Linked DNA regions of Mus musculus: region 1 is linked to region 2. The links are chromatin contacts, found by Hi-C in ENCODE. All regions are on one chromosome and are shown on one strand. Each heading gives the region's core, a stretch centred on a gene start or an enhancer-like site at or near the end of the contact. The rest is flanking DNA. Distances are from core to core; before and after follow the strand shown. Region 1 holds the start of Cytip (cytohesin 1 interacting protein). Region 2 holds the start of Nr4a2 (nuclear receptor subfamily 4, group A, member 2).

What was found. Hi-C counts contacts between places; a loop is a spot of excess contacts on that map.
Region 1: a map of v-Abl transformed pro-B cells shows a loop between it and region 2 (7-fold over the local background). The contact joins the promoter of Cytip here to the promoter of Nr4a2 in region 2. A Hi-C loop is called at or near these places in 2 of 37 maps with a recorded cell type or tissue (T-helper 1 cell and v-Abl transformed pro-B cells).

Annotation. Positions count from the first base shown.
Region 1 is chr2:58,157,840-58,161,625 of GRCm38, reverse strand. It overlaps Cytip (cytohesin 1 interacting protein), which reads left to right and starts at 1,504. Exons shown (of 8, transcript NM_139200.4): 1 at 1,504-1,744. The coding sequence starts at 1,571.
Region 2 is chr2:57,112,934-57,116,772 of GRCm38, reverse strand. Nr4a2 (nuclear receptor subfamily 4, group A, member 2) reads left to right here and starts at 1,735. Exons shown (of 8, transcript NM_013613.2): 1 at 1,735-2,055; 2 at 3,701-3,822.

The sequences.
Region 1 (3,786 bases), core at 255-2,754, 1.0 Mb before region 2:
TGTTTTTTTTTAATACTAGTGGAATATAAATGTAAATGTAGTTATTGAAAGAGTCAGCATGTTAGGTGCATTTTATGGCATATAGTGAAACATGCTTCCAGTCAATCATTAATGTCTGCAATCTACAGACTAATACCTCATAACACTGAATTTGTACAGTTACTGTTTTCATCTATAGAACTTGGCTTGATTCAATGTTTGCAAGTATTAACACATTTACCTGACTGTAAAATTCCTAGAGGAAAAAAAAAATTGTTAAGCTACCAAAGTTACCAGCACTTTCTTTTGAATTACACATATCTGCCCCCTAGAAGGATGTGTGCTTGTAATCTCCAACTTAGATTTTATATGTTTTAAGGGACATCGTCTTCTTTCTATTCTTATTCAGTTCCAACAGTAAGGAGTCATGCTGTGTTAGAGCGTTACCGTTCTCCGATCCGGCTTCCTCTTTTCATTAATTCTGACGACTTTATGACTCACACTTGGCCAGTTCTGCTTGGGTTGAACCCACTTCGAGTTCTAGTGCACGCATTCCATTCTAGCTCGGAGCTTTTCTAACTCTTGTAAACTCTAGTAGTGACCTTCCAAACGACTTTTACGTGCGTGTTTGACTTCTGTGCTATTTAAAACTTCTCCTTTTTATTTTTGCTTTGATTCTGCCTTTTACGTACTTTCCTGCTTCTGGGTGAAACCCGTTATCTTCAACTACTTGAAAAATACAAAATTTAAAAAATAAAAAAAGCAACTGTTTTCAAGTCCCTCCCCCCACCGTGATGGCACACTGCCACAGGAACCATCCTGTGTTATCTCAGCTTGACTACCCCCTTCTTTCCCACTGCTTTCTTCCCCCCTAAAGTTGTAGGTATGAGTAGCCCCAGATACGAACAATGTTCTGCACTAAATACGCTGCCTTTCCTTCCCCTCCCCGTTATGTTCTTATAAAGCTGATGGGTAATTGCGGTAAGAATAAAGCGGCATAAAGGCAATTAGGTGAATGTCAAACGGCTACAGCTCTAGGGACAGAATGCATTTTTGATGAACTTTAATGAGGTAGAGGGAGGAACACCACAAGGACTTTACCAGAGAACAACCTGGCCAGCACCTGTGACATTTACAGCCAAAAGAGTGAGTGAGGGCACAGTCTGTTAAGTGCACGGGGGTGCTAATATTAAATGAGCAAACGGGTAGGAAGCAAATGAGCGAACTTGAACAAAGTTGTTTTCTTTTCTTTTCTTTCTCTGGAAAATTCTGTTTTGAGTACCCGTAGCCATAGAGTATCAAACTCTATGTTCCGGCTGTTTGAGGGAGGAAAAGTACACTGATTTTTTTCTTTTTCTTTTTTTTTTTTTTTAATTGTAGAAAAGGAACGCAAGGTTCTCTCAGGAGCACTGGAGAGTAGGAGTGACCTCCTCTATAGGCTTTGTGCAACAGTGTCTCAAACCACAGCAGTCACATGGGTTCTGTTGGCTTTGCTACTTTTTCGACTGCGTGTCAGAGGGCTGTGCATTTCGCTTCCTCCCTCCTGCAAGGCCAGGGAACCATGTGTTGGCGGGATTAATCTTTGCCCACAATGTCTCTGCAAAGGTTTCTGCAGCGGCAGGGCAGCAATGGCAATTTGGAGTACTGTGCTGACTCTGCCTACGGCTCCTACTCCGTCCTCACGGGCCAGCTCACGATGGAAGACAACCGAAGGATTCAAGTGCTGGCAGACACTGTAGCTACTTTGCCCCGGGGACGAAAGCAGGTAAGGTTGCTGCGCTGTCTAGAGTGTTCACGTTTGCCTGACCTCTGCTGAAAGTGGTACCTGCTCCTGCGTGTCTCTGTTAACTTTGACTACCAGCCTTATTCCCCGCGCTTAGGAGTCATTTCGGTTCTTATTCAAAGGAGAGTTCTTTTCCCTGAGGAGAACCTCTGTCTACTACCCAATTAACTTAGGAGTTAATGACTGAGAGTACATGTGAGGGGGGAGGTGACATGTCTACCAGAGATAGTATCACAGTTGAAGGATAGAAAAACAGTCACTTTTTTTTTTTTTTAAAGTAAGACTCAAATATTTATCTTCATTTAAAGATGTGCTCAGGTAAAATGAAAGTTGTTGAGAACAATGAACATGAAGGTCGTTTACAGGTACACAACCCACACGATCAACACTCCTCCGTTTGTGTGTCTGTTCATTGTCTCCCTCTGGGCTTACCTCCAGGCCCCGTCAGTTCACAATCGAGAGAAGACTTCTCCTTGAACACTACCTCTGTCAGCCAAGTGAATTCTTCAGTCCTGGAGCAATGATAGAACCTTGGGCTATTGGGAAGTAGGACTATTTCGGGGAGGTGAATGGGCTGCTTGGTAGCTGTGGCATACAGAGCAAGTTGGTAGCTGCCCCCCTCACATTATGTCTTTCTGAAAAGGAAGCTATCAAACTAAACTCCATTCACTTGATTAGGTAACAGCAGAAACAACTTCCTTGAACCCTCTGCCCTTTAAGTAAGGAAATGTACAGGGCACTCAGCACTCAATAAAGGCTGTTCGAAAATTTTTATGAAATGTCTTTAGAGATGAAAACTCAACTGGAAAAGTATGTGTCTAGTGAATTTGTTCTGAATCTTTGGTCTTCCATTTGTAATACATAAGAATGAACTATATACCACTTTATGTATTTTGATCATATACTTTTCTATAAGGTCCAAGGTGTGTATTTGAATTTATATAAACAGTCATGCACAAGATGTTTAGAACTGACTTAAAACACAGCTTTGTGGCTTACTACATTGTGCATATTGTGTTCTCCTCTGAGCTCATCTAACTTCAGCATTACAAAGTTGAAGCGTAGGGGAGAGTCAGGACCTGATGTGGTGAGTGGATTCCTTGGCATTTTCCACAGTGATGAAGCTCATTTGCTAGTAGTTGATTGTCATTCTCAATCCAACGTGTTTTTATAATACAAAGTTTGGTGAACATCTGTATCGATTTATAAATGGGCAACACAGGAAACGCCAACGGGTTTACTCAGATTCTAAACAGAGAGCAGTCTGTTTCTCTTTCTATTTAATACAAAGCCATTACACCAAATTCTGATCATTTGCTATCCTACTATTTGTTCTCGGCATATATCACTTACCAGGAAAAATACTGTTAATAACTGCACCACGGAGGGAATCTTTCCAGATCTTGTTCTCAGCTCAGGCTTTACACGTTGCCAGTCCCTGCCAGGTAAATCAAACTATATGTCAGCCCTGAGGGCTGGAGAAGGGTTAGCATTAGGGGACAGTTTGAGCAGGTGTATATGTAATATGTCTCCATAAACTGTCTTAGGCTTCCTAAGCATGGGAATCCCTAATGTGGGGACACAGACTCTGGTGTGTCAGGAAAATCCAGTGTGTGCCTGTGAGAGTTGAGAGGAGGGACAGCATGTGGCCAGTTTCCTTGAGAAAATAGTGCAGTTGGTTCTTGCTATCCACAGAGCATTGGTTCCAAAACTACCATCTTTGAAAATCAAAGACCAGAGATGTTGGACTCCCTGATATAAAATGGCAGCATATTTGCCTATAAACTACTAAGACCATGTCTAATACCTAAGACAATATCACTTGCTATGTGAGTAGCTGTCACATTATAGCATTTAGAGACTGAGGGTCGAAAAGAAACATACACATGTTCAGTACAGAACATGCCATGTGTTTCATTTCTATGGAGTATTTTCATCATCAGATGGTTGAATAGACAGATTCAGAACTATGATTTGACCAGCACCTATAGCCATTGAATAATTGGTTTGAGATATTGTGGATT
Region 2 (3,839 bases), core at 486-2,985:
TTCGTTCGCGTGGAATCGCTCCTGCCCACGGGGCGCTGACGCTGCCGAGCTCACACTAATAAGTTGTTCTTCACCCTGCCCCCCTCTTGCACCCCCACTTCCTGGATTTTTTTTTTTTTTTTTTTCCTCGCGCCCATTAGGGCACCGCTGAGCCGTAGCGGCAGCAGCTGGAGAGGCAGCCGCAACATCTGGGGGAAACTTAAGGTGGTCACGTAGGTTTCCCGGAGGCCGATGCACAGTGGAGCCCGCGGCTTGTCTGGGCAGCCGCAGGGCACCCGATGGCAACGCCTCTGCAGCCACAGGCTCGCTCAGCTTGGAGCTGGCAAAGGCGGAGGTGCAGGCTAGGAATGAGCAACCCCACAACCCCGAGAGTTCCGCGGTGTTCTCCCGGGGTGTTAGGATCACCGAGAGGGGGCCGAGGTGTATATTGCACACACACACACACACACACACACACACACACGCACGCGCACACACACACACACACACACACACACACACACACACACACACACACACCGCTCGCCCGGGTAGCTTGGGAGCGAGCCAACGCTCGGGAGAAGGGGAGGAGGAGCGCTGTCCTGGGAGAAGAAGGGGACCCTACAAAGTCGCTCTCCCTTGGCCTCAGTCCCTTCCTGGTCTTGAGAGAAACCCGAAGAGGCCTGTCTGGCCAGCTTCACGGGGGTACTGGGAGTAGGGTTAGCCCTCTGGAGGATCTGCGATTCCTTTGCTAGAAAGATCCACGCGCTTGGGAGGAGGGGGAGCGGATTGTCTTGCAGAGCGGAGCTGGAGGCGATTGAGAGGAACGCGGGGGTAGGGCACGCTCCCACAGTTCACCCGGACCCTGGGCTGGGGCAATGGGCACATACTCTCCGTTTTGGGCGAGACCCACCCCGCCTCGAGCTCCACTCCCCTTGCTGCTTCTCCCTCCATGCTTTCTTCTTGGTTGCAGGCACGACAGCCCCTGCGTTTCAGAAACCTGTGAAAGGGACTGAAGGGCTTGGTGGGCACAGCGAAATGTCAACTCTGTCAAGAGTTGACCGAGGGGCTTGGGGGCGATGGTTCAGATCACCTCTGGGCTGGAGGCGCACCTGTTGCCGGATCCTTTAATGTATTGTCTGCGAGAGAAAGCTGGCAACAGTTCACTCCTACTTGTGGGGTCCTCTAAGACTTGGCTCACTGTCTACCCTCCTTCCTCCCACATTGCTTTAGATAGTACGTCTTTTTAGTTTCTGTAAAGAAGGGGAAAGGGCCTGACCTCTCATCCTTCGAAGCGGGAGGAAGAGTGGGTTTTTAAAAAGGGAGAAGGGGGATGCACGGACTAGGGGAATCCCATCTAACGCCCAAGTCTTTGGAGAGTTACGAGCCACGGGACAACTGTCTCCACTTCTGCTAAAGGGTGTGAGGAGGGTATGTTGGGGAGCTGCAAGGCACACCTCTGCCCTCTCGGCCCAGGTGCTAGCTACCTGGCCCACGCGAGTGTTCTTTTCCGTTCAAGCTTTTGTTGCACCCTCCCCACGTGTGAGGACGCAAGGTCTGGGGCGGGGGAGGGGCAGGTGGAGCGTAGCATCACCACGGACTTCACGGACCTGGGTTGCAGAAGTCACACTTCTTTCGGAAAAAAAAAAAATCCACCCAAGTGGGCTACCAAGGTGAACCGTTCCCACCTTAAAATCAGCCCCAGTCGTGACGTCAGGTCGGAAATATACCAAAGCGAGCGCGGGCCAGGAGTCCGGGGAGCGCGGCGGCTCGGCGATTGGACCGCGGGCCGCTGACGCGGGCTGACGCGCGCAGACTTTAGGTGCATGTTGGCAGCAGCAGCTCGAGCCACATAAACAAAGGCACATTGGCGGCCAGGGCCAGTCCGCCCCGCGGCTCCGCACAGCTCCGCGTCCCTCTCTCCGGCCCCGCTGGCTGCCTCCCTCTCCTGCGGCCGGGCTGGCTGCGTGTGGCTCTCCGCGCCCCGCTTCCGCAGCGCTCCCGCGGACCCGGGCTCCTCTGCTCCCGGAGGGAACTGCACTTCGGCGGAGTTGAATGAATGAAGAGAGCGGACAAGTGAGTAGCTGCGGCGGGGCCGCCCGCGGTCACGCGTCCTCCCGGTCTCCGCGTACCAGGGAACGGGTTCTCTGCAAGTGGTCGCCCGAGCCGCGGAGCGCGAAGGGGCTGGGGAAGGGGGATGGCGAGTGGGCGCGCGCAGCTCCGCCGAGCCTCTGCTGGAACTCCGGTGCTAGCGTAAAGGGGGGGGAGTTGGCTGCCGGCAGAGGTTTCCAGGCTTCTCATTGGTGGATGTGGCAAGGGGACTCCCACAGTTTTAGGAGAAGCGGACTTGCCGGTGGAGATGTGCGCAAAGTTTGCTCTTGGTGTGAAATTGATTGTGGCTTGAGGAGGCTCCATCTCGCGAACATGTGGGAAACAGTCCGGGAGAGAAAGTTTACGTGTTGCTTGGGAACAGTGTCGCTCGGCTCGCCCGCTGGTGGAGGTTTCCCGGATATCGTCGAGTAAGGGTAGTGTCGGTAGAGGGTCCTGTAGCGAAGTTGCCTGAAATGACTGGTTTTGATATATGTTGTCCTTGGATAGTGTGTCAGTGTGTGCGTGAGGTAAAGAATACGGTTATGAAACTGTGACATAGCCACGGGTTAATATCCAGAACAGACATATTTTCAAGGGCGGCGGCGGATGGGGGTGGGGAGATAAAGCAAAAGTCCTCTGGTTTGTCTTGTTAACCTTCTCCGCTCCTTGAAGCAAAGCAAGATTGTGGAAGAAGTGGGGGGGGGGGCGGAGAGGGGAGGGAGCAAAGGAGAGGGTGTTCAGGTTTCTTTACTTTATCAACAAGATCGTCTATGCTCTAGAATGCCTTGCAAGTGGGAACATCTGAAAAAAAAAATAGCTAGGACACAAGAATGCCTTGTCCCAGCAAGTAGGCAGCCTGTGGAAAGCATTGTGGAGAAGGTGTCCAGTTTGCTGTGCTGAGAAGTGCTTCTAACTTTGGTGCCAATATCATATGCGTAATATTTCTTTCCCTCTGCAGTTGACCCAAGATACTCCTGGTAAAGTAGAGATCTCTCTCATCACCTCTGGGCCATTAAAGATGTTGAAAATCCAGTTCTCTGGAGGAACACCAATTCGCTTGTCCCTTAAGATCCTGTGTTGAACCAAAAGCAATTACTAAAGCTACACACTTGCTCCCACATTGGCTGTTTGGTTGTCCAGGCCTTGCTAACGTTTCCTAAGGGTTGGATCTGTATTTTTTTTTTCACGGTTTACTCTCGAGTTCTTTTAACTTTCTTTCTCCTTCTAAGAGAAAAGTCCACTGGACTCTAAGAGAGATATTAAGAGGAAGCTTTGATGCTGTGTTTTTCCTTTACCCAGACTTCTTAGGTTTGACATAAAGTAGAATGACAAAGGCCCTTCCATCTACAGCAAAGGGGCCAATTCATTATATTGATCAGTATCTGGTAGACTCATGGGATAATTTCCCCACAGGATGCTTTCTCTGCAGGGATTTACACTGGGAGATGAGCGGCATTATCTGCTGTTTAGCCACCTTGTCTCTGCACATTTCATTTTAAGATGCTGTTGGGTAAAGTCTTCACACTCATTTCCAAGGAAGCACTTGAAGGGCCTGCTGAGTGAGTCTGCATCTGCCCAGCCCAAGTCTCGGTGGGAAGACATCCTGAAACTTCCTGTGTCTGTATTTCAGGGAGATCTGACGGGCTGGATTCCCAATAGCTCTTTTTTAAAATCTTGGAAACTTTGTCCTTCGCTGAATTACGACACTGTCCACCTTTAATTTCCTCGAAAACTCCAATAACTCTGCTGAAGGTCAGTGAGCTTTATCT